4 separate regions of the Mus musculus genome follow, and regions 1, 2 and 4 are each linked to region 3. Evidence: chromatin loops called from intact Hi-C (ENCODE). Cell type or tissue: heart. All regions are shown on one strand. Region 1 holds the start of Gm20755 (predicted gene, 20755). Region 2 overlaps Gm36412 (a long non-coding RNA gene). Region 3 overlaps Spata5 (spermatogenesis associated 5). Region 4 holds the start of 4930594O21Rik (RIKEN cDNA 4930594O21 gene).

What was found. A loop is a pair of places that touch in the nucleus more often than their neighbours do. Peaks named below come from ENCODE experiments on the same cell type or tissue, not always from the same donor. Only the 100,000 strongest peaks of a DNase experiment are listed, where the experiment ranks them.
Region 1: a loop joins it to region 3, with 2.1 times the contacts of the local background. A loop is called at or near these places in 2 of 42 quality-filtered maps.
Region 2: a loop joins it to region 3, with 2.4 times the contacts of the local background. A loop is called at or near these places in 3 of 42 quality-filtered maps.
Region 4: a loop joins it to region 3, with 2.1 times the contacts of the local background. A loop is called at or near these places in 3 of 42 quality-filtered maps.

The regions. Positions count from the first base shown.
Region 1 is chr3:37,894,073-37,902,072 of GRCm38, reverse strand. Gm20755 (predicted gene, 20755) reads right to left here and starts at 3,260. Exons shown (of 4, transcript NR_040559.1): 1 at 3,132-3,260. In heart, no CTCF peak of the experiment used is centred here; DNase peaks (open chromatin) are centred at 4,812 and 7,262; H3K4me3 peaks cover 895 bases; H3K27ac peaks cover 920 bases.
Region 2 is chr3:37,582,476-37,590,475 of GRCm38, reverse strand. The region is part of intron 2 of Gm36412 (a long non-coding RNA gene); the gene reads left to right. Among named protein-coding and RNA genes, the nearest start is that of Gm36412, 16 kb to the left of the region's middle. In heart, a CTCF peak has its summit at 3,779; a DNase peak (open chromatin) is centred at 4,195; H3K4me3 peaks cover 1,044 bases; H3K27ac peaks cover 1,333 bases.
Region 3 is chr3:37,467,841-37,475,840 of GRCm38, reverse strand. The region is part of intron 14 of Spata5 (spermatogenesis associated 5); the gene reads right to left. Among named protein-coding and RNA genes, the nearest start is that of Spata5, 52 kb to the right of the region's middle. In heart, CTCF peaks have their summits at 3,187 (motif pointing left) and 7,480; no DNase peak of the experiment used is centred here.
Region 4 is chr3:37,606,065-37,614,064 of GRCm38, reverse strand. 4930594O21Rik (RIKEN cDNA 4930594O21 gene) reads right to left here and starts at 4,174. Exons shown (of 3, transcript NR_130162.1): 1 at 4,125-4,174. In heart, a CTCF peak has its summit at 4,947 (motif pointing left); a DNase peak (open chromatin) is centred at 174.

The DNA of each region.
Region 1 (8,000 bases), 430 kb before region 3:
CACAACATTATGAGACAAGGAACCTCCAAAGGTGCCATTAAGCTAATTTTCTCTTGGCCATCTACTGCTGGGCATGCAACCTTCCCTTAAGAGTAGCTTGTTACCCCAGTGAGACTCCTTTGGAGAAAACCAAATTTTCATTTGGAAGTGGTTATCAGTTGCGGATTGCCTCTGGGTTAGGGATGGGGTCATGCATCTACTTCCTTCAGATTTAGGACCCCATCTGGTGTAGACCCATGCAGACCCTATGCATGTTACCTCAGTCTGTGTAAATTTATATGTGCATCAATCCAGTTGATTTTAGTGGGCCTTATTTCCTCAGTGTCTGCCATCCCTTTTGGCTTATACTCTTTCTGCCTCCTCTTCTGTGGGTTCCCTGAGCTATGAGGGGACGGATTTGATGGAGACATCACATTTAGTCCTGTGTGTTCTCTCTGTGTGTGTAATGTCTGGCTGTGGGTTTCTGTATTTGTTCCTATTTGCTACAAGAGGAAGTGTCTCTAATGATGTCTGAGCAAAGAACTGATCTATGTGCACAGCATAACGCCATTAGGAATCATTGTAATGCTATGTTCCTTTAGGAGAACAGTAGTATTTTGCTTCACCTTAAGTCTCTGGGTTATTTAATCTTGGGATTTTGGTCACCCAAGCAGCATTGGGTATGAGTGCCACCTCTTAGAGAGGGCTTTAAGTCAAATTAGACATTGGTTGGTTAAGCCCACAAGCTTCATGCCACCATTGCTCTGGCATAGCTTGCAGGCAGAGCACCATTGTAGATCAAAGGTTTTGTGGTTAGGTTGGTGTTTGTTTCTACTTTGGTGGTATGCAGAGTATCTTCTGATACCAAGAGCACTAGCCTGTAGAGGTGAAGGCTCTAGGTAGGCACCAGCTCAACGTCTCCATGATTAATGAGTTGCATAGGTTTTATGTTTAGCAATAAGACCTTATTGTTTGTGGAGAGCAACCTATACCCTTGGCAACGGCCATGGTTGTTTGGAGATTTCCATTTTTACCACTGTGGCCAACAACTTAATTAGGTGAAAACCACCCTGGTAGTGGAAACTTTATTTGGTAACAAGTGATGTTCACTTGGGACTCTGTCTCCCCCTTTACCGATTTCATTTAGATACCCTTCATATATGTATGTATTTTAGGAAGCTGCTACTGTATTAGGTTTCCATGCTGCCCCTCAAATGGATGTTGATTGTGCCTGTCTCTCCCCAAATTCCTCCCATCCCCTTATCTCTTCCTCTCCACTTGATGCTCCCGTTCCAGGCTCTCCTATGCATTCATAACTATCTATTCTATCTGCTTTTCCTAGAGAGATCTATCTGCCCTCCCCTCAGTTCCTTATTCTATTTGTAATCTCTGTGGTTCTGTGGATTAGTGCTTGCTTAACACTGACTTAATGGCTAATGAGTAATACTAACATATAAGTGATTATATACCACATTTGTCTTTCTGGAGCTGAGTTACCTCACTCAGGATAATTTTTTTTCTTAGTTCTCTCCATTTGACTGTAAATTTCACTTTTTAATGGTTGAATAACACTCATAATGTACTCCATTTTTTTTTATCCATTCATTTGTTTAGTGACATTTAGACTGTTTCCAATTTTGGGCTATTGTGAATAGACCGAGAAGGACCATGGTTTAGCAGCAGCCTCTGTCATAGGCGGAAACTTCCTTTGGGTACATGCCCAAGAGTAGTATAGCTGGATCATAAGGTAGATCAAGTCCCATTTTCCTGAGGAATCACCACACTGATTTCATGGTGACTGTACAAGTTTGCAGTCTCATCACCAATGGATAAGTGTTTCCCCTATTCAATATCCTTACCAGAATGAGCTGTCATTCGTTTTATTGATCTTGGCCATTTTGATGAGTAAAAAACAAAATCTCAAAGTTGTTTTGATTTGCATTCTCCTAATGACTAAGAATACTTCTTTAAGTGTTTTTGGCTCTGTTTTTGAGAATGTTCTGTTTGGGTCTGCACCTCTGTTTAAATTGGGTTGTTTGTTTTCTTGATATCAGTTTGTTGAGGTCTTTATATATTTTGGAAACTAGTCCTCTCTCGGATGTGAAGTAGGTAAAATAAAATCCTTTCCCATTCTGTAGGCTGCTACTTTGTCCAAAGGGCAGCATCCTTTGTCGTTCAGAACCTATCAGTTTCTTGATATCAGATTTATCAACTGCTGATCTTAGTGCCTGTGCTACTGGTGTTCTGTTCAGAAAGTTGTCTCCTGTGCCAATGCTTTCAAGGCCATTTCCTCCTCTTCTCTTCTATCTGGTTCAGTGAATCTGCTTTTATGTTGAGGTCTTTGATCCAGCTGGTCTTGAGTTTTGTGCAGAGAGGTAAGTATGGATCTATTTGTATTTTTCTATAAGCATTAACATTTTTTATGAAATATATTTTGATTACATTTTTCCTCTCCCTACTCCTTCCAGATCCTCCTTATTTCTCTACATACTCAACTTCAATGTTGGGCCGTGGGCCAAAAGGGTCGCATAGTCCCTGAGACATTACAAGCTATGACTAAGATAATTAGTCACTCTGTTGTAAGTCTTTAATCAATGAGCCTGGATCACCCATCTTAGGACATAGCCATATCACCTGGGATTTTTTCATTTCACTGTCAGAGTTCTCTGAGAGGCAAATATTACCCAAGCTCCGTAGCCCCCCAGGCTGAACTCAATGGTGAAGCCTGTCAGAAAATACTGGTCCCTCCCTGCCAGGCAGGACTAGGAGTATGTTTCAAGTGGCAAGAGCTGCAGCCTAGAGATTTGAAGCCTGGTGTCTGGTGTGGGCTGTCACAATTGGCAGTGATGAACACAATCACAAGAACAAATAGAAAGACCCTTGTTTGAACAGCTTGATTTTGAAAGTTAGGCAAAGTGGAGTTCTGAAAACATCGGTGCATGCAGCACTGTGGCACAATCCCTCTAGGACCGAGAATAAATACTACAACTCAAGGTGAAAACCTGCATGTCCTTCCACAACCTAAGCCTGACTGGTTCTGTAACACTATTCCTCAACCACACCCATTTCTCAAACACCTCCATCCTTAACTACCTGGACACTTGCTGCTTCAGCAAACCCCGAACCACCTTCCATATTGAGCCCCATCTTACCCTCTATTCTCCAAATGCATTCCACAGTTCTTCCTTTGACTGAATCTCCTCAGAGTCACTACAGGTCATCCACCCATCTAGAAGAAACCCAGCACTGTAGCAAACCTTCTTTGTCTCCCTGAGGGCACTGTTGTTAGCAATCTGTCTAAGCGCCACCCCACAGTTACCTGGCAACTGCCAGGTGTGCCTGACTCACTATAAAAAGGGCTGCTTGCCCCCTCCTCCCTCTCTTGCTCTCTCTCACTCTTACTCTCGCCTTCCTGCTCCCTCTCCCCATCCCCCATCTCTCATGGCCACCCTCCTCTTCCTCCTCCTCCTCCTCCTTCTCTTCTTCTTCTTCTTCTTCTTCTTCTTCTTCTTCTTCTTCTTCTTCTTCTTCTTCTTCTTCTTCTTTTCTCTCTCTCTCTCTCTCTCTCCTGCCCTCTTAACTCCCCTCCCCATGTCCTGAATAACCTTTTGGCTGGTCCCTCAGGGAGAAGGGATGTCTCATCATGGGTCCTTTGAGGCACCCCCTTCCCCCACACCTGACTACACCTCCATAGAACATATTGCCCCCCCTTTATCTTTTTATAAACATATCAACTACCATAGCCTGTTTGGCCAAGAGAAGTCAGCCCTGCACACGTGAATTAACACGAGATAATCCTGCCAACTGCAGAGGAAGCGTCTAGGCTCCCAAGGCCCATGTACACACATCATTATTGCCAGCTCCTTGCAACCATGCTACAGCCAAAGTGACTGAAATCTTACCATCTAGATTGCATTTCAAGTCCAGTCACATTGCAGATGCTCAGATTTCTGGTGTGTTTGCTTTGTTGCTTAAACATACAATAATGGAGGTCATTAAACGTAGCATCGTACGCATGTCAATCAAAATTCTTAGACTGCAACTACAACCGCAACAAAAACTGTGTAAGCTGGGCATTGAGGAACACGCCTGGCACTTCAGTGCTCTGGAGACTGAAGCTAGAGGATTGGAAAAACAATTCCAGACCAGATGGGCTATCTACAGAGACCTTGTCACATACACACACACACACACACACAAATTAGTTTTTGTTTTTAGTCAATAAGCAATTTTTGAGAATGCATTGCTAAATGAAAATAGAAATAAAAGACCTCATTTTTATTCCAGCTTTATATTACTAATTAGCATTATTTAATCAAAAATTTAATTATATGTTCATCTTTTATGTATTAAGCCAATTAACAAGAAGTATGACCGCAGTTTTGTTGTTGCTGTGATTTGATTTTTTCTAGTTGTGTCTTTGGCTTAAGAGCTGTCCTGGGAGGTTTAAAGATTTGCAAGAGGTTTAGCCCTTACACGTGGAAGAAGCCAGGGCTGATTGGGCTACACTCAAAGAAAAGAATGTTCCTGTTTCTCTCAAAACTGTAAACTCACTGAACAGATGAGCCTGGATGCAAGTGGTCGGTTATCAAACTTACCTCACCTGCCTTAACAACCCCCACCCCCACCCCCAACCCCACCCCCACCCCCAACCCCAACCCCAACCCCAACCCCAACCCCAACCCCAACCCCAACCCCAACCCCAACCCCGCTTCTAATTACACTGTTTCCTGAGCTCCACTCTAAGCTGGGAATCTGTGTTCCCTTACATAAGAGCAAGACAACAGTTGGGAAAGGAAAGGCCTTTTCCTCTCCCTAAGACCTGGCTTCTCTCGGCAGCTGTTATTTTTAAGCAGCTTGCAAGGGGATGGCTGATCAAAGGCTCCGTGCAGGAGGAGCCGGCCAGCAGCGCAAAGCTTCCTGAGAGCGGCGCAGGAAGGGGCTCCTGACGCAGACCAGAATAGCAGCAGGCCAGCTGCAGGCTGCTTCGGGTGCCCTTGAACCAAAGAAAATCGTTCCAAATAAATTTTTCCCTTCTTTGAGGTCCCTGGATGTCCCGCTGGGGCCTTTAAACAGCCACATGCTCCTTGCACAAAAGCTGCCCTAAGTGGGCGTCCCATAATGTGCTGGGAATAAGGGAAGCGTCCTCGTCGTCGGTGGGGCAGAATGGTCCATTCACAACTAGCTTGTTTGGGATGCTAGCGGAGCCTGCAGTCAGTAACGCTGAAGGGCTATTTATTGGCTTAGAAATCCTCAATTAACCATTGAAGTGGTTAATTTAAAAAGTGAATCCAACGCTGAGCCTTGCCAATAATACTGCTCACATGACGAACTAGAATGGGTGTTTACCTAAAGACTGAGTTCAATACTTACCTACATCATTTTCTATCAGACATGAACCTAGAAATACCGTGACTTGTACGTTTTTACACCGTTATTAGAGTATTGTTTAATGTTCATATATTTACAAAATACTACCGTGTAGATGGCTTCATTTTATTCACATTGAAGCTCTGGTTGTCACCAGAATAACACTTTGAATGGGAGAAGAAAATACAATGTTTTCTTATTAATGTTTTTTCTGAATCTGCTAATTGTATATTTGAAATAAGAACAGTAGATTTGATTTAAAGGGTGTTTCTTCATACATTGGTATCTTTTAAAACTATGCCAAACACACTTAACTTTTGGAAACAATATACTTAAAATTAGAAGGTATACTTTGTTCTACAGAAACAAGATACCATAAAGAAAGCTGATAATTCACGTTAGACCTAGTTTAAAGATCAAACGATCTAACAGATCTTTTACTTATTTATTTATCCTTCTTAGTAGACATATAGTTTGTTAATGTTAAATTCAGGCAAAACAGAAATCAAATTGTAAGTACATTCAGGGTCAATCTATTTAATTAATAGACCATAATGTTAATCTCTTCATCAAAAATGTGTCCTGTAATAAATATGCTAAAAATTGTTTAATAAATTAATTTCTACATTTGTATAAAATTATCTGACTTCTTGTGGATGCAGAATAAATTTACCAACAGAACCAAGTATATTAATTTGTAGAACTTAAGAGGTCAGTAAATAGTAAAAATCCAAAAATCCCTTCAGAAAATTACCAGTGTAGATGTAGGCATATATAGAAAAGATGGACGTTCTAAAATAAGCGAGTTTTAAAATCACTGAATTTGGAAGTCCTGTTACTGTATATTAGATTCCTAAGAGCTTTTCAGCAAAGGGAATCAAGTTATCAAAACTAATTCCTTTTCAATCACAAAAATGTGATATTGGGGGGAGGTTAATATTTGCTTTTACCAGATCTTGCAAACTTTAACATGGTTCATAAGAATACAGCTTGTATTAAAATCTAACCTAAATCCCCCTGAGTCTAACCTCATGTTACATTTTGGTTTTTTTCCTTATTGTCCTAATAAATGTGGGTGCTGACTACACAAAGCTCCACTGTGCTTGGCCAGGGGACTCAAAGAAGATTAGAACCAGGGCTTGGATGTTAAGCCATGCTAACTCAAGACTAATTTTTCACCAGTGTTGGAGGTTAATAACTGCTATTTCCTCTATTACTTGAATTTAATTAAAGCAGTGGGGCATAACATTCTGTAAAACCAAGCAATAAGAGGAAATAACAGAGTTTGCCCTCTAATATAAATGTAATGGTAATTACTCCAGTCTACTTTTTTAAATAATGCTTCTGGTAGTTTCCCAAATGACAAAAACACCTCTTTCCCTTTTCTCTTTCGACTAGCAAGATCCAAGGTCAAGCGCAAATTATACCATCGGCTTATATGCCTAAAAGCATTTGTGCACCACATCAGCCTTAATATAGAAACACATTCTATTCCGAATAAAACACCAGAGGCAGGCAGGAAATCTGCAGTTATAAATTACTCAAGTGAAAGTGGCTATTGAAAATGTCAACCAGAAATGCTACAATCCAGAAGAGCTGGTCCACCTCGTTATAGATAAAAATAAATCCACTGGCACAAGGTGCATGAATCTCCAAAGTAAATACTTAAGCAAAGAATAAGAAAATGGTCCGGCTGGCACCTAGCCTGCCTGTTTAAAGGATTGCTTTTGAGAAGTTCCTTTCTAAAAATGTGCTCCCGCTCTGTCAAACTCCATTACAGTGTTTTACATACACACTTGGTGATTATTCCTAGTTGATAAGCATGTTTTCCAAAGTTTTGGCAGGAAGTATTAACTTCCGTTTTATTACATGTCAGCCTGGTCCTCTGTAGCACCAACACATGTTGGCAGTCTCTTTGGAAGCCAGTGTTGGCAAGCTGAAAGCTCCTGAGACCCTGCAGTCAGTTTGTTGAGATCCAATTGTAGACTAGACTTTTTGGATGCCTGGCCCTTCTGCATTGTGCTGCTGCTCCCAACCTATAATACCCAGCTTATAACACAACCACTCTTGCTTCAAATCCAACAGTGTGTTGGTACTTGTCACCTTTTCATAGTCAGCTTACAAACACAAAAATCTGTCTACACATGGTCACTCAGCCAGATTTCCATAGAGTATTTTTCTTAATCATAATTTCCTGTGTGCGAACCTCAGGACTCATCTATTTTTTAAAAGCACGAGTACTTGGTAGGTACCCAAAATTTCTCATTTATGTTTATTTATATAATAGAGGAAAGACCTCCATCCATATAATTTAGACTACCAGGTAGCTTTCATCATTATTTAAGAAACCCAAATTGCTGATCAGCCTCTGTCCCACAGACTGTGAATGTCAAGGTCGAAGCTTTGAGCTGCCACGTGCTCTGCTGTTCGTGGTAGCTGGGAGAACTATAGTGACAACTCATTCTTCAAAAGAAAATGCCAATTAGCAAAGCAAATATAATTGTCATCTCACCCAAAAAGCACAAGCTAGAACCAGCTTAAGGGAGGAAAACTTCATGTTGGCTTGCCATTGGACAGGATAAAGTCCATCAAGGGAGGGAAGCAGCAGGAGTGTAGAGCTAGCTGGTCACAGTGTGTCAGGAGGCAGACAG
Region 2 (8,000 bases), 110 kb before region 3:
AGCTACTGCGGATGCCTGCACAAGACCTGCCTAAGATCAAGCCAGTCGGCATTCTATCGTGGAGTAGGGAGGGGGTCAGGAACTCCCACCCTTAAATGAGGAGCTATGGAGTTAGTAGCTTCTTGGGGAAGATGGTTTTTTTGGTTTTTTTTTTTTTGTTTTTTGTTTTTTGAGACAGGGTTTCTCTGTATAGCCCTGGCTGTCCTGGAAACTCACTCTGTAGACCAGGCTGGCCTCGAACTCAGAAATCCGCCTGACTCTGCCTCCCAAGTGCTGGGATTACAGACATGCACCACCACTGCCCGGCAGGAAGATGTTAAGAATATGGTTTCCAGTAGGTCTACCACACTCCTGGCTCTACCCCAGGAGTATATGGGCAGTAAAATTGGAGTCCATAGATGATTTTTTTAAAGGACACAGTTATGGGGAATAGAGAGGTGGGGATGGACTTGGGAGGAGTTGAGGGAGGAATGGGAAGTGAATATGATCAAAATACATAGCATGAGATCCTTAAATAATATAATATTTTTAAAAGAAAACATTTTTCAAAGAATGCGATCCCCCACCTCCCTGAGTGGTCTTTCAGGACTTTTCCAGTTTCTTTTCCATGTTCTTCCATTCAAACATTTAACACAGCAATAACAAAAACAAACAAAAGAAAACCATGTCAAAACCTGATTATTGCAGAGTGCAGGGTGAAAATAGCTGTCTTTTCTACTTCTGTTATGGGCCGTAAAAACCAGGCGCTCATGATGCTAAGGACCGAGCTGCTTCATCTCCCCAGAAAGAAATGTGTTGAGGTCCTGGCCATGGGCACTTCCGACTGTGGCTATAGATAGAGAAAAGGTCTTCACAGAGCCAATTCAGGTGAAACGAAGGCACAAGTGTGGCTTTAATCCCACACTGGTGTGTTTACTGCCTTCTAAAAGGTCCCAGGGATGCCTGCCTGCAAACTTCCCAGCAGCTGTAGTGGGAAGCAGTCCTGGGGTCCCGGAGCTGTGTGAGATGTGCCCTTCCTGTTGTTTTAGACACAGGCTTCATGGTACACATTTACAAAATTGTCATTTGTGGTTTTAATGTGCAGTGTGTATGCACTGCACATTGGTCAGGACCTTTGATTAATCCATTGCCATTACTGGGTTTGGAGTGCTCAGTTTTTAGTTAGTTACAAGGTCTGCATATCACTATTTGCCCTGGAACTTGCTGTGTAGACCAGGCTCTCCTGGGCTGTGTCTGCCTCCCAAGTCTTGGGTTTAAGGTGCATGCCATGACATCCAGATTTGCTTATCTGTGTATTCTTCCCCCAGGCAGGACCACTAGAGAATCCACATTTGATGGGACTTTATCTTGTGTTACAACCTTCCCTGTGTTTGGGTCTTCGCTATTTTCTGCATTTGCCTAAATGTGTCTTTATTCCTAAGAGGCACATCCTGTCTAAGCATGTAGTTGCTTTAGAATACACAAAGGGTGTGGGGGATTCTCATTGTAGCTATATTGCTGCCTTGCTGTTTTGCTAGACACAGCTCCTCACTGTTCCCCAGCGATGGACATGAGTTCTGGCCCCACCCTAATGCTCTTACTGCTTTACTGCAGAGACCTGGAGGAGACCCTGTGTGGTCACAGAGGGAACTCTCCAGTCTTCATGCCACAGGGATACTTATGGCTCACAACTGAGGACCTCCCAGTTCTATCAACCACCACCTGAGGGCTTGCTTCTTGTTTGTTTGTTTTTAATTAGGTATTTATTTCATTTACATTTCAAATGCTTTCCCAAAAGTCCCACACACACCCCCCCCCCCACCACCACTCCCCTACCCACCCACTCCCACTTCTTGGCCCTGGCGTTCCCCTCTACTGAGGCATATAAAGTTTGCAAGACCAAAGGGCCTCCTCTCTTCCCAATGATGGTTGACTAGGCAGGCCATCTTCTGCTACATATGCAGCTAGAGACACGAGCTCCGGGGGTACTGGTTAGTTCATATTGTTGTTCCACCTATAGGGTTGCAGACCCCTTTAGCTCCTTGGGTACTTTCTCTAGCTCCTCTATTGGGGGCCCTGTGATCCATCCATTAGCTGACTGTGAGCATCCACTTCTGTGTTTGCCAGGCCCCGGCATAGCCTCACAAGAGACAGCTAAATCTTGCTGGTGTATGCAATGGTGTCAGCATTTGGAGGCTCATTATGGGATGGATCCCCGGGTATGGTAGTCTCTAGATGGCCCATCCTTTCATCTCAGCCCCAAACTTTGTCTCTGTAACTCCTTCCATGGGTGTTTTGTTCCCAATTCTAAGAAGGGGCGAAGTGACCACACTTTGGTCTTCGTTCTTCTTGTGTTTCATGTGTTTTACAAATTGTATCTTGTATCTTGGGTATACTAAGTTTCTGGGCTAATATCCACTTATCAGTGAGTACATATCATGTGAGTTCTTTTGTGATTGGGTTACCTCACTCAGGATGATGCCCTCCAGGGAGGACCTGCTTCCTAACCAGGGGACAGAATGTCAAGTGAGCGGCAGAAAAGGAAGAGCCAATGTGAACCAGAGCTTACACAAAGGTTTCATAGAAATAACCCAAAACAGTCTTTTCACCCTAGCTTCTCACAGGGAGGTTTGTGACTGGTGGGAACAGCAGGTAGTGATGGGCAAGTCTCGGGGTGATGTGCCTTCTCTCTAATTCTAATTCTAGGGTCAGAGACCACATGACCTACCTCTCTGTTCACCTCAAGCCCAGTCCTTTCTAGTTCTTAGAACGAACCAGTGGAAGCCGGGCTGTTGTGGCGCACGCCTTTAGTCCCAGCACTCAGGAGGCAGAGGCAGGTGGATCTCTGTGAGTTCGAGGCCAGTGTAGTCTACAGAGTGAGTTCCACGACAGCCAAAGGTACAGAGAAACCCTACCTCAAAAAACCAGAAAACCATAAAACAAACCAACAGAGCTATTGAATTCTGTCAGGGCCGGGCAGATTCCCATGATTCCGCTGGGTGAGCACTCACAGCTTGTTTGTACGCCCAGAAGGCTTTGGGGACGGCTGTTCCTACTGTGTGTCACTGGATGTTGTTAGAGGCTTTGATGTTTTCTAAGGTTGCATAAAGTGCACTTTCAAAGATAGAAAACAGAGGAAGAAAGTCTAACCAATACAAACATCAAAATAACATGACCTTTCTGCCATAAATTAGGGGGCCGGAGAAATGGCTTTCTACAGCTGGGGTATTTGATGTGCTGAACTTGCTGGGTTGGCAGATTAATCGCATTTATACTGGGAAAGTATTCCAGGACATTAAAGGATTTATTTGTTTGCTAATCTGCTTCAGGCCCCAGAGGCCTTGTTACAAAATAAGGGGGCGGAAGGAGAAGAGAAGGGGCTGAAAGGAGGGGCTAGGAACAGGACAGGATTTCTTCCCCGTTGGGCAGGCAGTTTTGTTAACCTAAAGAGGCCAGAGCTCTTCAACACCACGGGAACCTCTGACAGAGCCTCCCTGTTTATGAGCCAAAGAAGTTTGCTTGTTTGCTCTTTCCACCGTATAAAGTTAACGTGGTCTTCCTCTGTAAACACAAGCAGGGTTCTTCCTTGTTTTAACCATCTAGGATTTGGAAGTGTCTGCTTGAGAGACACGCAGATGGAAAAAAATACATGGGGAATTCTGGGAGATTTACTGAGGGCGCCGCTGCTGATGGCGGCTTTCATCTGAGGCAGTTCCCTTTCTTCCCGTTTTGTAAAAAACTCTTTTCCCTCAAATGCAAACAAACATTTGCTTTCCTGTTGCCTTTTCCCCCTGCGGACAGGCTACGAAGTGCACTAGCCAAACAGTCTCTTAATCTCTTGTCCAAAGACTATAACCTTCTTTTGGCAAACCAGCGATTTTGTTTTGTTCCCCAGCACCTTGACAATGCTCAGAAAACATAATCCTCTTCTCACAGTGGAATCTCGGCTTTGCTGTTCTGTCCCCGGCAGCCCAAGCGATGGAATTAAAGGAGAGTTAAGCTTTTCCAGAGAGGCATTTCCTTCCTTGAGGTCCTCACAGAAAAGTCTGCTTTATTTTTAGTAATATCCTGGCTCCTGGTATTGTATTTGTGCACATAATCCCTCCACAATAACGCTAGCTGTCTGGTGGCACGTCCCCCCAAGGAACTCAAAGGCCTTTACAGACGTTAATTAATTCTCCCAGCACCCGGGTGAGATGGGTGGGTGTTCCATTCCGATCTCTGTATTATTATTCCCATTTTGTGATTTTGCCAAAATTCTTTTGCCTTCTTCCCCAGTGTGTTTCCGAATGGAATTCGTCCTCAGTGCCGGGCTGGCTGATTAAGTCCACAGGAAAGGAAGAAATCAGAGTAAAATGAATCAGAAGAGGAGGGTGCAGCACACTGTCAAGCCAAGAAGGCTGGGCTGCTGGAACGCAGGATGCACAATGTGCAGTCCCCCAGCTTCTCCATGGATGCACAGGGGAGTAAGGGAAGAGGGGATGTACAGCCAGCCCTCCCATTCATTCACCCAGAGGGGAGGAGAGCCCAGTCTGGGAACCACGACAGACAAGATGCTCATTAACACCAACAAAGAGGCAGGAACCATCAAGTCTCTTCTGATATCCCCAGCTTCCAGCAAGGACATCCTGCAAACTGTTGCTTCCCAGTCCTAGCCCTACCAGAGCAGTTGATGCCTCCTGTTCTCACCAGCGTAGGTTCTTCTAAGGTGGAAATGTGTTTCTAGAACCCTGATCATGTGATGTACTGATGCTGGTGACTTTTTTTCATGACAGAGGAAAAACTCTTTGGGTGGGGGCAAGAATCATTGGTTGAAAAAACTTAGTACAGAGCCATCAAGATGGCTCAGCTGGTGAAAGCCTTTGCTGTCAAGGCTGACAATTACGGGGACCTTCAGAGAAAGGAGACAACAGAACCTTCAGAAAGGTCCACATGCCCATTGTGGCCCAAGGGCGCTTGCACTACACAGGCACAAATACAAAACTAGTAACTTCTAGTTTTAAAAAAGTAAAAGCACAACTCCTCTACAATGAAAACGGTTGACACAACTGAATGTAGTTTGTCTTCAACTTCATAGTGGAGGGCACAATGGGCTTGGGGGTCCAGACGGTCACACCCAGACTGGTTCTTGTGGCAGAGCGGCAGGGACTTGTAGACACGCATATGAACAGATGAACGAGCACTAATGTATAGCCAAGCTGGACAACTTGATTTTGTTTTGTTTGCAAGTTTCTGTCTTTGCCCGTGAGGTTTTCTGGCTTTTGCACATTCCCTGGGGAAGTTAGAGGTAAGGTCCCTTGGAACTCAGTTGCCACCTGGAGGAGCTTGTGAGAGCAGGGGCAGAACGAGGGCGAGAAGGGGTGACAGCAGAGAATGTGAGGAGCAGGCTGTGGAGAGCTGATGGTGTCACTGCCAGTCTATAGTTGATCGACATTATGGGCTCCACCAGGGAATCTGGGAAAGTACTTGAGGTAAGATTTGCAGAATGGACTTCTGGTTAGCATTGGCAAGAAAGGTATGAATTGTACACGAACCATAATGTGACCTTATTTTGTTGGACTTAATGGACTTAATAATGGACCTTATTTTTGGCTGACTGTTAAGTCTAGCCTTGTTAACTTGACTGCACCCACCAGTTCTCCAGGACCCGATGAAGCAGGTGTTACAGGCAGGCCTTTCTGCTGGAGCTGCACTTTCATGCTTATGGCTTTGTTTCCACATACTTTCTTGGACCTATACAACTTCCTTATTTTACATTTTCCTTTTACCGTGGTTCCTTTTCTTCTAATTTTGTCTACTTGTCATCTTTAAAAGATCCAGCTGGAATTTGTATTGTTTCCTGGTTCTGCTATTATGTATTGCCACCTCAGTGGATTAAAGCGACACAAATGTACCGTTAGCTCACAGGACCTGAAATGGGTCGTTTAAATGGAGTTATGATTGACTAGTGGCTAGTTAAGTCATTCTGGAGGTTCTAGAGCTTTCCCACTTTGTCCGGAGCACTGTTTTTGCACTGAAGTCCCTCCTTCAAGCACAAAGCCAGCTGTGCTTCTTCACCTCTTCAGAGCCTTATGGATTATAGCAGTTCTATTAAGAGGTCCAGACTGTTTCAAGATCCTTAGCTGCACCTGACAAGTCACTCGGGCCATGTGAAGGTGATGCCACATATCCAGCTTAGGGATACGGACAGAGACATATCTGGAAGGAGTGCATTCTGAAACACACAGAAGGGCATGTCATCTTCCAAAGACTGCTGCTGGCTCAGTCATTTCTATTGTTTTTTGTGTATTAACTTCTGCTTTGTTTTCCTGGGGCTAATTTGAGGTTCTTGTCTTTTTTCAGTGGGATACTTAATCCAGCCAATTGTGTTACCCTCTGACCCTCACATGGTAGTTTCACATCTACATAGTGCTTCTTTTATCACCAAGAAATCATTTAAACAGCCTTTTGTTTTGGGTACTGTTCCTATACTGGGTTTTGTTTTCTCCACTACATAGTTAGAAGGCATGAATCATATCTGCAGACACCTGCTTGAGGATGCACACAGTGTGAGAGATGCTGTCTACAGCTCAAATTCATTTGCTGTGGTGAATTGTTACTCTATCTTGGGACAAGGTATCAGGTTAAGGAGAGCTTTTCTCCTTTTTTTTTTTTTTTGGTTTTCGAGAGAGGGTTTCTCTGTGTAGCCCTGGCTGTCCTGGAACTCACTTTGTAGACCAGGCTGGCCTTGAACTCAGAAATCCACCTACCTCTGCCTCCCAGAGTGCTGGGATTAAAGGCGTGCACCACCACGCCCACCTTTTTCTTCCCCTTTTAATAGCAGCATGTTTTACTGTATGGAAAAGCTATGTAGATTTAAATAATATTGGGTAATTGAGCTGTTTAGAATACTGTTATTATGCAAATAAGGTTGAAGCTTTCCCTTTGCCATTCCTCCCCAAGGATTTGCAGAATAGTGTAGGATTTCTGAATCAGAGGGTAGTTAGTGCCTGGAGATTACCTTTATTAATTCCCCTCCATAGTTTACTGATAGTCTATTTTTTTTCCCTGTGCTACAGCCTTTTTGTCTCCACTGGATTACCTGGCATAGTTTCTACTGCTAGGTCCTTGGTAAGGTATTTCAATCTGTGGTTAATCCCAGCTCAAAGATAGTCTTAACTCTTCTATTTGTACTGGAACAAGTATTTTAATTGCTAACTTGAGTCCACTCCTTTAGCTTTATCCTTCACTTAAAACAGTATTCAACTGACTTAAAAAATTATTTTATAGCACTCGGGAGGCAGATGCAGGTGGATTTCTGAGTTCGAGGCCAGCCTGGTCTACAAAGTGAGTTCCAGGACAGCCAGGGCTATACAGAGAAACCCTGTCTCGAAAAACCAAAAAAAAAAAAAAAAAAAGTTTATGTATATGAGTACATTGTAGCTGTCTTTAGACACACCAAAAGATGGGACTAGATCCCAATAAGACCATGTGGTTGGTGGGAATTGAACTCAGGACTAACTAGGACCTCTGGAAGAGCAAGCAGTCGGTGCTCCTAACTGCTGAGCCATCTCTCCAGCCCCCAACTGATGCTTACTGTTCAGGCTTTAATGCTTCTGGCATCAAGATGTAAAATGCTACTACTTAAGTGTCAGTTCTCTGTTTTCAAATAAAGTATTTGTGTTTTCTGAGATATGCTCAGGTTGTCTTGAGAGGAAGAAGCAAGTTAAAACACCTATGCACTTCCAGTAGGACTCCAGAAAAAGGATGTCTTAGTCAGGGTTTCTATTCCTGCACAAACATCATGACCAAGAAGCAAGTTGGGGAGGAAAGGGTTTATTCGGCTTACACTTCCATACTGCTGTTCATCACCAAAGGAAGTCAGGACTGGAACTCAAGCAGGTCAGGGAGCAGGAGCTGATGCAGAGGCCATGGAGGGATGTTCTTTACTGGCTTGCTTCCCCTGGCTTGCCTCCCCTGGCTTGCTCAGCCTGCTCTCTTATAGAACCAAGACTACCAGCCCAGAGATGGTCCCACCCACA
Region 3 (8,000 bases):
TGATCATAAAAACCTGATCTCCAAAGAGTATATGGAGAATTCCAAATATTTAAAAATTAGGCAACATATTTCTAAATACTTTATCAAACACTTGAGCTGACTAAAAATAGAACACATCTAAGGTTTTGTGAAACATAGGGCAATAGTTTCCGGAGAGAAATCTTTATCATTTGTAAAGCTTCAAGTTAATAATTAAAGTACCAGCCACAAAAATGAGAAAACAAAATATAAAAAAGGAAGTTATAAGAAAGAAATAAAATTAAATATAACAAAGCAATAGAGAAAAATCAGTAAAGCCACAGCAGTGACATGACAGAAGAAACTTAAGAGGATGGTCTAGTAAAACTGACAGAACAGAAAAAAGACACAAAGGAGAGACAAAAAAAAAAAAAGAAAGAAAGAAAGAAAGAAAGAAAGAAAGAAAGAAAGAAAAAGAAAGAAAGAAAGAAAAAGAAATCTCCACCCCCCCAAAAAAAAAACCCTGCATGTTTACACAAAATCCTGCCATAAACATTTACAATATTATCCTTCATTGCAAAACTGATAGTTTAAATGCCTGTGAATAAGTGTACATATAAACTGACCAGAGTTGTACTTTATAAAAACTGAACTTAGATGCACAGCAACAACCTAACTTCATGAAATGAAAGAAATCATTCTCAAGAGACTACATACTGTACATATGCAACTCTGTGACATTACAGAAGGAACTAATGGAATAGACGGGACTACTATTTAACACAAATAGGAAGAAAAAGGGTGGTGGCATAAAGTAACTCTTTTTGAATAATTAAATCAGTGTACATTATAATTATGGGACTGCATCACTAACTCTACAGTTGTCAACTCAAAAATTTAGTTCCCAGCTCTGTGACCTTGGTCAGATTTCTTAAATGTATATGTTGCTCTTTGTAGGATCAGGTATTATAATGGTATCTAACTCATAAAGTTAAGACAGGATAACTAAAAAGATATCTAACATATTATAAATGCATCACTTAAAAAACTGGAGTTGAATATGCCATACTTTAGCACTCAAAAGAGAAAATGCATTTCTATGTACTTGCGTTACAGCCTTTACTTATAGGTAAATAAGAGATCTTCCAGTCAAAGTCATGGGTAATGGTCACAAAGGGAAAGGATAAGAACTTAGCCCAGCAACAAGAAACTGATACATCACATCACCATGTATGTAAGCAGCCCTATATTCTCTTATCTTTCAAAGACCTAATAAATTTCTGTAAACCCAACATTCAACATTCAGGATTCTTTTGAATCCTGAAATCCTGGGAGAGGGGGTGTTTGTTTGTTTGTTTGTTTGTTAGAGACAATGTTTCTCTGTGTAGCCCTGGCTATTGTCCGGGAACTCACTCCTTAGACCAGAATGGCCTCAAACTCAGAAATCCACCTGCCTCTGCCTCCCAAGAGCTGGGATTAAAGGTGTGCGCCACCACTGCCGAACATTCACGATTCTTTTTCATAGGTTTAAAAGAATAGGCATAATAAATATGAAGAATAATATTCAACGTATTTAATGCAAATAAAAGTGTATAAGGTCTGATATACATCAATAAAATTATGTAATCATAGTAATTATATAATAATTTTCTAAAATTATTACCAAGCATTTAAAAATCTTGTATTTGGACATTATTACAGCTCACACTCTGTTCTATTGTACTTCTGTTTTTCTACTTCCAAGACAGGACCCTTCCTGCCTCAGCACTTTGATGCATTACCAAGCCTGGTACATTTTGCTGGGTTTTAGAGGAAGGGTTGAAGTAGAGAATCATTACTAAATAATGAGGTTTTTAACAATGAGAGTTCATAAAGAAGAAGAAGAAAAGAAACCATGAACACAGGAAACTGGACATAATTCTTCAAGTTTATGATGTTTGGATTTTTTTCTTTTCGGTAACTGCTTAAAAAGTCTAGCCATAACCATTTTTCAGTCATTAAACAGAAACTTCAATATAATTCTAAAGTGAATTATTAGCTATCATAATTAAACACATAAACAGCCATCAATTAGACATTTAAGGTTAAGCTTACACAACTAATTTTCATAACAAAATTAAGCCCCATCACATCTAACTTGTAAAAAAGTATAATCTCTGTGTTAAAAACCATTTTCCCACATTATTTCTTCAGTGCAAGTTCTCAAGGGGAGCTGGTAGATGCTGTATCCTTTAAGTCTGCAGAGATTTATCAAAAATTTTTACACTAAGAGAACAAGAAGGAGTGATTACTACCAATACAATTTCAGTGTTTACGCTGACATTTCTACCAACAATTAACAGAAAAATACTAGAAAGATGTGTTTTCAAGCACAATGTTTTTTCCCCATATTAAATGCATTTCTGAACTAAGTGCATGGAAAATTAGCAAACAGAAGGAAACACAACACAGAGCTATCATTTCAAAATGATATTCTTAAGAAGTTTAAAGATATCATTTGTAGAACACAAAAGAGATTTCCTCCTCAGCAACATTCCAGGACACCGCTCTTTCCTGCCCACCAGCAGACAGGACTATACTTGTCTAGGAGCCACTCGAGTGTTTACACAAAGGCAGTTTTCCTGAATCTTATTATGGACACAAAACAGGAGATATAGTGATACTGCCTCCAGCATATGTTCAAAACAGTTTAGAATAAATGGTGTCTTTCCCTAAGAAAAGTTACTAGGCTAACACTGATGTCAGTTATCTGTAACACTAGTAGACAACAATTGCCAAGACAGGATCTGGAAGGAAACAAATACTACCAAAGAGTTGGCTATATTTTACAGAGCATTATGCTACAGCCACTAAAAACTATCCCCAAATTCACAGGACAAAATAAAGAAATTTTATAATCACTTTAGCAGGAAAGCTTAGTAAAGGAAAAACTAAGCTACAAAAGTTATCTATGTAAAGTGGTCACCAACCAAAACAAACAAACAAAACATCAAAATCCAACAAATGGGCTTTATGTGCCAATTTCCTTTTTTAATTTAAGAGAAAAAAGGGGATTACCTTTTATAACAACATATTTATTAAATTCCAACAGACTTACCAAAAATGAGCTTTGAATTTTGCTTATAAATGCATGATAAAATGCAATTCATGTATTACATAGAACAACTTACAGAAATAAAAAGTTCATGTTTCATAAACTAGCAGAATGAAATTTGGCTTGACTGCCCCCTGCTGATACAAAATGTCTACAATTACAAAAAAGCCAAGATAACATGAGACTATCTTTCAAAAGAATTCTTCCTAATTGTTGGTTTCATTAAAACCCATAAGAAAACAAAAAAGGATTAAACATTTCATGCTAACAAAATTTATGTGGTAGTAATAGCATTTAAATGTTTTTATCTTTCTCTTCATCCAGTGGGCAAATAGTCACATAATAGCAGATATCTGAGAATTATTCAAAGTGATTTGATGGCTTCTGACTTCAAGTTCTCAGACATATAGAAAAATAAATCAGCAAAGGATGAACAACTGTAGAACATCACTGACTGAACAACCCTGCAGAGAAGCAAGGGAGAAAACAGAGACTAGATGGACCAAGAAAGAAAAACATGAGCAACAAAACCTCAGAACAGAAACTTGGTAATGTCAGGGGTACTAAGTGTGGGTGACAGCTGATAAAAAGTAGTAAAAATGGCCTTCAAGTAAATAGGAAGGAAATAATCAAGTTCAGTATGTGCAGGATCCCTGACTGCCAGACACAACTACTAAGGTAATGGAAGCAAGGATACTTCTCCCAACAGTGAGCTACGATGGCTACAGTTTCTTTATTGTGGCCCCTTGCATAAAGATTTCTTGGATAGCTCAGATATTCACTAATTAAAGTTAAAGTTAGTTCTAATGAATTCTGATTTACCAAGTATTTTAAGATTGGATGTGTATCTTACTGCACAGTAAAAATTATTACTTTTTAAAAAGTGAAGTTTCTTAAAAATATTGTTAAACTACACATTTAATCCCAGCACTTGGGAGGAAGCGGCAGGCGGATTTCTGACTTCGAGGCCAGCCTGGTCTACAGAGTGAGTTCCAGGACAGCCAGGGATACACAGAGAAACCCTATCTGGAAAAAACGAACCAAACAACCAAACAAAACACCAAAGACACACAAGATTTAAATGTGATACACAAACAATATGAACTATTTTAAGAAGTTCAAATCTTTTGTGGTAACAGACATTTGTAAGAGGAAGACAGTAAATTTTAAGCCAGCCTGAGTTACAGAGCAATGGCCTGTCTCAAAAACAAACCAAAACAGGACCCCCTTCACTAATTCAGTGAAATGCATATAACAGAACTTAAACACTGACACAATTTAGTTCATTAAAATTATAGCTGATATATGAAAGGCTGATGCTTTCCAAGTACAAAAATAGACTAAGAACATGTAAGGCAGGTCTCTTTCATACTAACTAGTGCTATGTGTTTTAGGTACTAGACATATCAATGAACAAAACAGATGACAATCCTTGCCAGTAGAGTCAGATATCCTGTATGGTAACAAATAGTGTAAGAAAACACATCTGAATACAATTTAAAAGCAAGCATATAAACCAGCAGAACATGAGAGAGAAAACAGGTTGCAGCATCTTTATGATGCCAGGCAACTGTTGGGCTCTTTTCCTAGGGAGTATTGCTATGTGAGCATTCCCCAGATCTTTCCTAAGTATCAGCTTTCTGCAAGCTGTATCGTAACTGGCAAAATGTTGAACATTTTTGCAGAGTATGCCTGGACTCCCTTCTATATAGTCTCATTTACTGCATGGCACATACTGGTACTAAACAGGTATTTGGTAAATGATCTAATAATAGTCAAAGTTTAACTTGTTATGGTCCACAGAACTTCACTTTCTTTGGTTCAGGGGCATTTTTTTCCTTAAGGGGCCAGAGACTATATAACTTTAGCGGTACAGTCTATATAGTAACTATTCATTGCTGTCATGATACATGAAAACCAGGTACAGTGGCATACAAACACATTCCACAAACATAGGTACCAAATACAGGGGTATACCAGGATCTACTCAGCTTAATACCTAGCTCAGTGCACTTGGTCTTCTATTAAAATATCCCAGGAGCACAAAGAAAACATATCAACTATTTCTAAGTTACAAGTGCTTACTCTATTTTAATTGTCAAATATAAAGTCATAGAAAAAGAAAATAGCCATCACACACAACATGCTTCCTTTGCCTTCCCCATACCTCATCTTTTATCCTCTGCCCTAAACTGTACTCAGGTCATCAAGTAATATAATGTGACTATCAAAAATACCATTATGGATTACAGATATGGATAGCTAAAAGACATACAAACATTAAGCATGTAATTACTTAAGACATTTTACAGAAGAAGTAAGCCTCATAAAGTTATTATGCTCACTAAAATATCAGGCCTTTGCCAACGTCTAAAAAAGGGGGAGAAATTTCATTAAAGAGGAATCAAAAGGAGCGTTAACTCCTCAAATATAGAATTAATGAGGGAAATTGTCTTAAAAATCCAATAAATAGACTAGAAAGTCTCTTGTTCACCTTGTTCAGTGCTTTATACTGTGTTCACATTTCTAATTATATAAAATACACTAACCTGTTTTTATGCACTTTAACACACAAAGTAAAGGGGGCATGATGAGAACAGACATCTAAAAGGCAATCTTAAAACTGGCTTATTGTGTTTGTTTTTTTTAAATCATTTATTTAATTTCATTTCATGTACATTTGTGCTTTGCCTGGTTTCATGTCTGTGTAAGAGTGTCAGATCCCCGGGAATTGGAATTACAGAAAATTGTAAGCTGCCATGTGGGTGCAGGGAATTGAGCCCTGATATGAAGAACAGCCAGCACTCTTACCCTTGTACAGCCAGCACTCTTACCCTTGTATTTTCTTTTTAAAGAACAAATCACGGAGTAAGCCTGCTATCAAGTCACTCATTCACTGTGTAACTTTAGGTCACACATTTCATTCTTGATCACAGACTGCTCAGTCATGGAAGGTAACACTGTTATTCAGGTGATAATGACCTTGTAGGAAGGTAGTATGGGAAAGAACAGGAAGATAATTTAGATTACACTGAATTACACCACACAACATATAAAAATACAACCAAAGCACAACTGAGCTGACTTACGTTACTAAAGAATTGTTAAAATTTCTAGCCCAATACAACAACAGTACAGGTATCTTCCTAAAGAAGAACTGAACACCAGCTAGTATAGTTGGAAAGAAGGTGCCCTCCTTGTAGATGTAGCTTTGAACTCAGTAGGCGAGGGGTGATGGGAGGTCTGGGGAAATGTGTTGTCTGAGATAATCAAACGTTGGAGAGGAACTGAGGAGTACAAAGCCTTGCCTCCACCTGACTTGCTAACGTTTTATTTTTAAGTTGTTTCAATTTAAGATGTTTTTTGTTGTTGTTGTTGTTGTTTAAGAGTATTTTCTTACTGATCAAATGTATTGATATAATTTTATCTATTATTTATTACATCCTTATCTCTGTGCCCCTATTCCCCTCATAGAGTCCCTCTCTCCTTCCCCCCATCCCTTTTCTGAAATGGTGCCCCCCCCAATATATTCCCCCTTCCTGTCACATCAAGTCTCTGTGATATAATCTATAGGATTAGAAAACCTAAACATTCCTGTGCAAAATCCAAGGATGTTGACATATACACATGGCTGGATAACCAACTCAAATCCAAGTCAAATGACGTTTATATGATCTCAAAAATGTCTAGTATGCCGCTTTGCAGCAAATTCTAAGCCTTCCAGATCTGTTCTTTTCTTTTCTTTTTTTTTTTTTAATCTTTTTTTTTTTAAAGATTTATTTATTTATTTATTATATGTAAGTACACTGTAGCTGTCTTCAGATGCACCAGAAGAGGGCATCAGATCTCATTACAGATGGTTGTGAGCCACCATGTGGTTGCTGGGATTTGAACTTCGGACCTTCGGAAGAGCAGTCGGGTGCTCTTACCCACTGAGCCATCTCACCAGCCCCCCAGATCTGTTCTTTTCTTAAAGCTTCACATATTTTTATTTTATATACATGACTGTTTTGCCTGCATGCATGCATGTACACCACATCAGAAGAGGGCATGGAGTTACTGCTGAGCCATCTCTGCAGCCCAGCCACTCCAATCTAATTTTTGATACCACCGGTTTTCCGAATGTCAAATAAATAGAATCAGTAAGTATACATTGCTGCCTTTTGCATCTGTACTGTTTTATTTAGCCTAACATGATTAATCAATTAATCACTTCATTATTTAATGTTTCCTAAAGCTCTCATCTTATGTATCTCTAGCTCACATAAATATAAATCTGTTACATAAATTATACAATGCATATATCAACACAGAGGTTATCAACTGTTATTTCTAAAAGCAGAACCACTTCCACTCATTTCCTTAGCATCCTGCTTTGAGAAGAGTGGAACCTGGACTGGAAGCATTTCAGGTGAGCATCACCATCTTGTGTCAGAGAAGAGTAACTGCAATACCAAATTGTCAGGAACAGAGTATCAGACAGCAGAGTATCAGACCAAAGATCAATTGTTCTGAATCTGTACAAATACAAATACCACTAAAAAACTGCAAAGTCTGGATCGCTCACGTTTTATGATTACAGTACATTAAAATGTCTAGATATTCTAATTAAACTATACATATTAAAAGAAGCTTTGTTTTATTATATGTTCATCAATATTTTTTCAAATGTTCCATACACACATAGTGAGTACCACACTGAAAAAACGTGTAACAATAAGGAAGAGTAGGAAGGTAGTATCCAAAAGGAAAACAAAACCCATTAACTCATAGCTACAATGAAACTAAAAACACAAAACATAAGGTACTCATTTGGGTAAATTTAGAATGCTTAACTATTATTTGTTTCTGAAAAAAGTATTAAAACTGTAGACTTTAATGACATAACAGACTGTCTAACACATTTTCAAATAACATAGAAAGCTGATGGGCTGAATAATTTTTATGA
Region 4 (8,000 bases), 140 kb before region 3:
ACAGAAGTCTGAACACAATGCTTTAGGATTTGGGGAAGAGTGTCAACGGTGTTTTTCTATAGCTGTGACACATGCCTAAAGGATTTGTCTTGGCTCACAGCCCGAGGGGACAGTCTACCACGGGAGAAGTCAGGCCACCACAGCAGGAAGTCAATCCCCCCCAACCGGAAGCAGCACACCCTAGCCGGAAGCAGTCCATCAGGGCAGGGAGCCAGTCCGCCTCAGCAGGGCGTCAGTCAGAAGCAGAGAGCGGTGATGCTGGTGCCCAGCCCACTTTCTCCTTTTTGCTCAGTCCGGGACCCCAGACAGTGCCACCTACATTCAGTGTGGGTCTTCCCACCTCAGTGAACCCTCTCTGAGAACATCCTCATTCGTATACCCTAAGGAGTGTTGCTCTGGTGATTCCAAATCCCGGTAGGGGACAATGAAGATTCTCTGTCACAGGGGCTATTTCTATATGGAACCAAATCTTACTGGGTGGATTTTTGCTTCCGGTATTGGTTCAGGCACCGAATAGATAAGCTTCGCCATCTTACTAGGTTAGTGGAGAGACTACGGCCCAGTCTGAATCACTGTCAAGTGCTGAGCCAGCATTCTTTAAAGGCTGAGGGAGACCCAGGGACGGTAATCAGTACAGGGTCAAAGAGTCAAACAGGAGGAGGGGAGAGCTTCCCTGATGAAGAAGTGGGCAGGGGACAACAGTCTAGGAAAATCATGTGAGTAGTTTGAAATGCCTAATTTGAGGATCTCGAAGCAGAGCTCGGCTGATGAAAGGGGGTATGAGATTCATCCTGAAGAATAAAGGGGTGGCATGGAGGATCCAACTCAGCAGAGATTTCCTGCTGTACCTGATGTATCAATACTCAATAAATATTGAGTGAATGTGCTAACGTTTCCCAACAATCTTTGCTGGGCTTGTGGTATGGGCCTGAAATCCTAGCTCCCTGGGGGCCTGAGGCAGAAGTACTGCAGGAACTAGGCTTGCCGAGATACGGCCTGCATAGACAACTTAGTGACACCCTACCTCAAAATAAATAGTCAAAATGAGGCAGGCTATATAGCTCAGTGGTACGCTGCTTGGGTTGCACGTGAGGCCCTGGGTTCAATCCCAAGTGCAGAAGAAGAAGAAAAGTACGACACTGAGGTACAGAATTGGGGTCAACCAAACATCTACCCCTAAGCCTCTGAGTGTGGTAATTTTACATGGCTAGGAGAAGTTAGGGGTGCAGGTGGCCTTAGGTTGATTTTTAGCTGCCTGGGTTTGTCTGAGTGGGTGCGACAATCCTTAGGTATAGACCTGGGGAACAGAGGAGTCAACACAGAGTGCCATAAGCCTGGAGCAGTTTCTGCTGGCTTTGAAGACTGTGCCATTAACCCACACAATCCATGGCAGCTTCTGGAAGCTGTGAAAGGCCAGAAACCGATTCTCCTCAGAGCCTCCCTGCAGGAGCACAGCCTGTGGGCACCTCAACTTCAACTGGCAAACCTCATTTTGAACTTCTAACCTTCAGGTTCTTAGGTGTGCTGTTTCCAGCCACTGGATCTTATTAATCTGTCATAGCTACAATTGAGAAATAATACTATCATCTTACTTTATAGTTAAGAATATCTTAAAATTTTTTATTTTTTTTTAATGTAAGTGTATGTGTGTGCATCTACATGGGCTTATGTGCACCACGGGCTTGCCAGAGCCTAAAGAGGTTCGAGGAATATGGTAGATCCCCCAGAGATGGAATTACAGGTGATTGTGAGCAACTTGATGTGGGTGCTGGGAACTAAACTTGAGTCATGGGCAGAAAATGCTCTTTATCTGCTGAGCCAGGTCTTTAGCACCAAGACAAATGATTTTAAAGGATGCAAAAGTAGAAGAATTTAAAAAACAAAAACAAAAAACCGAATCACTTACACTGTCACTAAGTAAGAGGCCACACCCTGGTTCCTACACCCTTAAAACAAAAGCAAGGAAATCCACAAGCAGATTCATGCACACGGACCAGACAACCTGGGATAGACATACCACTTTCAAAAATAAAACTAGCCAGGCATTGGTGGCGCACGCCTTTTATCCCAGCACTCAGGAGGCAGAGGCAGGCAGATTTCTGAGTTCAAGGCCAGCCTGGTCTACAGAGTGAGTTCCAGGACAGCCAGGGCTACACAGAGAAACCCTGTCTCAAAAAAACAAAAAAAACAAACAAAAAAAAAACAAACAAAAAAAACAAAATAAATTTTAAAAAATCAAAATAAATAAATAACTAAATAAAACTAATAAAATCCAACCAGAACGAAATAGATTCCTCAACTCTCTTGTGCCCTTAAAGCTAAACTTACCATTTAAAAGCCCCGCAAAAAGAAATCTCTGCAGAACAAGGATGCTTAAATAAGACTCCTCACCATTTACACCATCTCTTCCCGACAGACAGAAAGACAGACTTTCCCTACACATTTTATGAGGCTAGTGTTTATTCTCTCTGCAGAATGTGACACAGAATAGGAGGGGAAACCACAGCCCAACATCTCTCATAAACACAGATGCAGAAATCATCAGAAGAGCCTGGCAGTGGGTAAGGTCCTATACACCAGGACCGAGGGCATTTGTTCCAGGCTCATAAGATTGGCTCAAACTGTGAGAATCATTCCGTTGTTATAACCTCCAAGAAAGAAGAAAGGGCCTACCATCACATCAGCTGATATACACAGAACATTGAACAGTGTCCAACATCCATTTACTGTAAACCAATGGTGTTAGGGTCCTCACCTGGAACTTCACGGTAGTGAGAAGCAGAAAGTAAGGGTTGGTACTGAGAGGAGGATTTGTATTCAGGACTGGGGCTGGAGGGTCCGGGGCAGGTACAGAGAAGGACTTGGAAGGCCCAGAAGTTCCTGCTGGCCAAAGAAGGACTGGGAACACAGATGAGTGAGCGTTCTTCCCCAGGGAGCCCTTGACTCATCCTGCAGAGCCTTCCTGGCTTGATTTCTGTTACTGCACATTGTCTGAAATATCATAGATGTCCCTGACACTTGGTGTGGTGGCCTCTCCAGTTACTGTAAACAAAAGCAACAAACTCCTGAGGGAATCCTAGGACAAGCGTGGCACTGGAGCCTTCACCTGTGAGCCAGAGACATCACTGGGCGATTTTCATATGCAATGCCTATGATAACTGCACAGAAATCCTGTGATGATGTCATTGACACCAGCTGCTACTTTCCTTTGGGCTATAGTGATGACTCAGCAGGCAAAGTTCAATTGCTACCTGGCCTGAGTTTGGATCCTCAGACCCACATGATATAATGAGAGAACTGACTCCTGCAAGACTTCCTCTGTGTGCTGGTGTGGACACACACTTCATGAATGAATAAATAAATGTAAAAGGGTGGGTTTTTAAAGAGAGGTATCCTTTGCACTTCTTTTGTTTTTTCTTTTCCTTTTTTTTTTTTTTTTTTTTTTTTCTGGACCAGGGACCTCACACATGTTGGGCAAACAGTCTACAACTGAATTATCTTCCCAGGCCATCTGTCTTAGTTAGGACTTTGATGCTGTGAATAAGGTAGCTCTTATAAAGGAAAACATTTCACTGGGGCTGGCTTACAGTTTCAGAAGTTCAGTCCATCACTATCATGGCAAGAAGCATGAAGGCATGCAGGCAAGCATGGTGCTGGAGAAGGAGCTGAGAGTCTATATCTTGATCCTCAGGCAACAAGGAGGATACTGTGTGTGTTTCATACTGGCTGTAGCTTGAGCATTTATGATCTCAAAGCCCCCCCCCCCACACACACACTGACACGCTTCTTCCTACCAGGCACACACCCCCTCCAAGAAGGCCATTCCCCCTCCAACAAGGCCACATCTCCTCCAACAAGACCACGCCCCTCCACACAAGGCCACACCCCTCCAACAAGGCCACACCTCCTCCAAAGCCACACCTCCTAATAGTGACAATCCCTATGGTCCAAGCATTCAAACACATGAATAGACTGTATTTATTTAAACCACCACATCATCATTTGCTACTTTGTTGTTTGGTTTTTTTGTTTTTGGTTTGGGGGGTTTGTTTTTGGTTTTGGGGTTGTTGTTGTTGTTTGAGACAGGGTCTTGCCTCTCCCAGGATGGCCTCCTACATACTTACTATGTAGCTGAGGATGATGGCCTTGAATCCCTGATGCTCTTTCCTCCACCTCTGAGATGATGACAGATGGGTCAGCACACCCAGCTTAGTCCTGTTTCCTGTGACTGATGAAGGTGACAGCTGAAGAAAACCTTCGTCCACTGGAAGGCAGTCATTCATTCTGCCCAGAAGGACCAAAAAGGATACGTGTTACATTTATTCTCTCTCTTGCTCATTTCAAACACAGACTCTCTCACGGTGTCCCGCTACCCTTCAGTTGGCTTCTTGTTAAAACCAGGAGAATTGAAACACATGCTTAACTAAACTATTACTCAAGGTTTCATGAACATTTTATTTCCATGGCCCAGTAACATGGGAACATTTAAATTCAAATAAATAGTAAATTACACGATGTCCCTAGATTATTCATCTAAGTACAGAACTGCAGCTACTTTCTGGTTACTTCAACTGTTAGTGAGGAAGCATTCATTAAAGTTATATGGACTCTTGTAAATGAAGAACTAAGTCTTGAAACAAACACAATTCTGTTATCTATGAGTGAGATTACAAAGGCTGGGAGAAATACAACTGACGGTCTTCCACCGACTATTACAAAGAAAATATAAAGCCTTATCTATTTTTGCCATAGTTTATCTGTTTTTACGTTTTTGACTAGATAATACTTTTTTAAAAATAAAGGAGGGCTGGAAAGATGGCTCAGTGATAAAGAGTACTGACTAATCTTCCAGAGGACCCAGTTTTAGTTCACAGCATCCAAATGGTAGCTAGCACCTGGCTTACTGTAACTCTAGTTTCAGGGCATCTGGTGCCCTCCTCTGGCCTCTTTGGGAACTGAATGCTTGTGGCACACATATATACATGCAGGCCAACACTCATAAACACAAAACAAAACTAAAGTTTCTGAGCGCCAAAGTGACGATCTTTTTTTGTCCTTGTAAAAATTACGCTCCCTACAGTTAAATTTACTAGGTAGGTTCTCAGGTAGCCTTGCACACAGAAGGAATAATGATGAAAGAATAGACTTGTTTCCCTGTAGTCCATCACCTTGTGTGGTGGTCACCTGTCTACACATCATTCATTACCTCTCTTTTCAGGCAGCATCATAGCTTAGATGTGTTTTATTGTCATGTGCCACCCCCCCCCCCAGTCTCAAGCACTGTTTCCTCAATGACTACAGTCACCACTGACCCAGCTTCCTACTTGCATCCCCTCGGGGTCTTCATCAGTCTTCTCCTGGGACAGGCAATGCTTCAGGGGACAGACCTGATTACTCTCTGGACAGATGCACGGGATAAAGTCCTAGAACTGCACTGGCAAATACTTACGAAGTTGGGATTTTTCTAGATCTTTCCAGATGCCCATTCATAACTATGACAACCCCTCATACATGTTAGAATTGCCAGAGGTGGGGGGGGGGGAGGGAGAAGGAGAGGGAGGGAGGAAGAGAGAAGGAGAGCAATTTCCTCACCTCAACATGTAGCACAGAGTCAAGGTTTTGAGCCTCCACCAATCACCTGTGGTTTTCATTTATAATTTTCTGTTTTTAGAAGAAGGGTTGGACATCCTTTTGCATCACAGATCATAAACATCTCCTTTTGGCTGAGCTGACTGTTTACCTTATTGTATTTTTTTCTAGAACTTCTGGTGCATATTATATATGTGCCATTTTTCCGCTTTGCATTTTTAAATTTTAATTGAAATTATATTATTCCTTTCTTATGCACCCTGCACAAGGTACTGAATTTTGCACTCATTCGCTCCTTTTTGTTGATTAAGAGTAAGCACTTAGGACTGTGCCATTTCCCTCTGGAACTGCTGGGCAGAGGGAACCCTATGACAGGAAGCGCGTGTGTTGGCAGGTAGAGCCTACAGCATGCTACCAACCAATCAGTATCCAGGTCATTCTGCACAGACTGCTTCCCACTCACATAACCTCTGCACGGACCCATCTCCTTTGCTGCTTGGAGCCAGCCAAATGCAGAGTTTCCAGCAACAATCCAACTCATCCCTGTCACTGCCCTTCCTGCCCAACACACATAGATCATGTGTATGCAAATGAAACACTTGCAAAGAATGTTACATTATGAGGAACAATTACCCCTAATCTTAGCCTCTTTTCTTTCTCACCTGTTTAGCTTTGGAAGGTGGCCTGTGGGTGGGCTGCAGGTTTGCACTGAGACTTCTCTGTTTGAGCACTTCTCTAGGGGAATCACAGCTCATCCAGGACAGAGTAAATGTGGTGCTGCAACCACTGGTGGCTCTTGGTGGCCTTTGCTTCCAAGTGGCAACTGTCCTTGTTTCCCTCACACTTCAACAAGCTTCTCCACCACATCTGAGGCCTGTGTGGTAGGGAGTGTCAAACACAGACAGGGTGGTTCTACTAAAGAAAAGCAGAGAGACCAGTGTGTGGGAGAGAGAGGATGGAAGGTCAGAGGATACTCAGGATGGAAGATGTAGGACCAGAAGACGACATTGGATCCCTAGGACTTGGAGTTACAGGCACTTGTGAGCTGTTTTATGGAAGATCAGTGAGCACTGTTAATCACAGAGCCATCCCCAAGGTCCTGCATTTTCTTAGATTTTAGTGCTGCCACCACAGATGTCTGTCTCAGAAACAATACTCAAGTTACCTTGCATCTTAGTTAGTTTTATTGCTGTGACAAAAACACCAAACACTGAGGCAACTTATAGAAAAAAAAAAAGATTTAATTTGAAACCCCCAGTTCCAGAGGGTGAGTCTATGGCTATCATGGTGGAGGGCAAGACAGCAGCAGGCAGAGAGGGGGCTGGAATGGAGAACTGGCACCCCTCTCTGTAAGTAGGAGGCAGCATGAGCTAACTGGGAATAGCATGGGCTTTTGAAACTTCCAAGCCTGCACCCAATGACACACCTCTTCCAACAAGGCCACACCTCCTAATCCTTCCCAAACAGTTCCACCAACTCGGGATCAAGCATCCAAATACATGAGCCTATGGGGAATCCATTCTCAGTCAACAGCTTATATAAAGGAATTTCCTGTCTATTTCAAACTAGCTTCTGGCAACTTCATGAAACAAAGTATCTGCCCACAGGATTAGTCAAGATTTTCCAGACAAACTGAGACAGTGGGAGATGCATAAGTGTGGAAAGAGACTCTTCCTGAGGCTGTCATGATCTGGGAGGCTGAGAGATCCTGTGGCCTGCCATTTACCTGCAAGCCATGAGCCTCAGAATCTGATGCTCAAAGCTGATCCAAACCCAAGAGCCCCAGAGCCAGGCTGGAAGAACCACAGACACGGGAGATAGATGTGCCATTAAAACAGAGTAAATGTGTCCTCCCTCCATATATTTGTTATAAGCAAGCCCATAGTCATCTGGGTAATGGTCACCCACATGTGGAGGACAGGCATTGCTTACGCTGTCTACAGCTTCAACTGTATATCTCTTCCTGAAACGCTGTCACAGATACACCCAGAAAGAATGTTCTAGCAGCTATCTGGACATCTCCCGACCCAGTCCATCTGACATGTCAAATAAGTCGCAACACACATAACACCGCCTTTCAGTTGTGTGTAAGTGCCAAAGACATTAACTCAGTTGTGTGATTCTATCACTGTACAATCATCCTAGCATGTACTGGGGCCAATCATTACAGTGCAGTTGGGGGAGAGGCTAAGCAGGAGACATGCAGCTGCTGTGGTTACCGTCTCAGAGCAGGAGGGGTGCTCTAAACAGCATAGCACAGAAAATGCATAATCCAGCAGCAACGCATCCGTTTCAGCAACGCATGCTGTGGACTGTATGTAACCGCACACACTGTGCCATCCCGAGGTGGGCTGCACAGGCTCATTTATGTCACCACCACAGACATGCAAACATGGACTGTGCTGTGATGT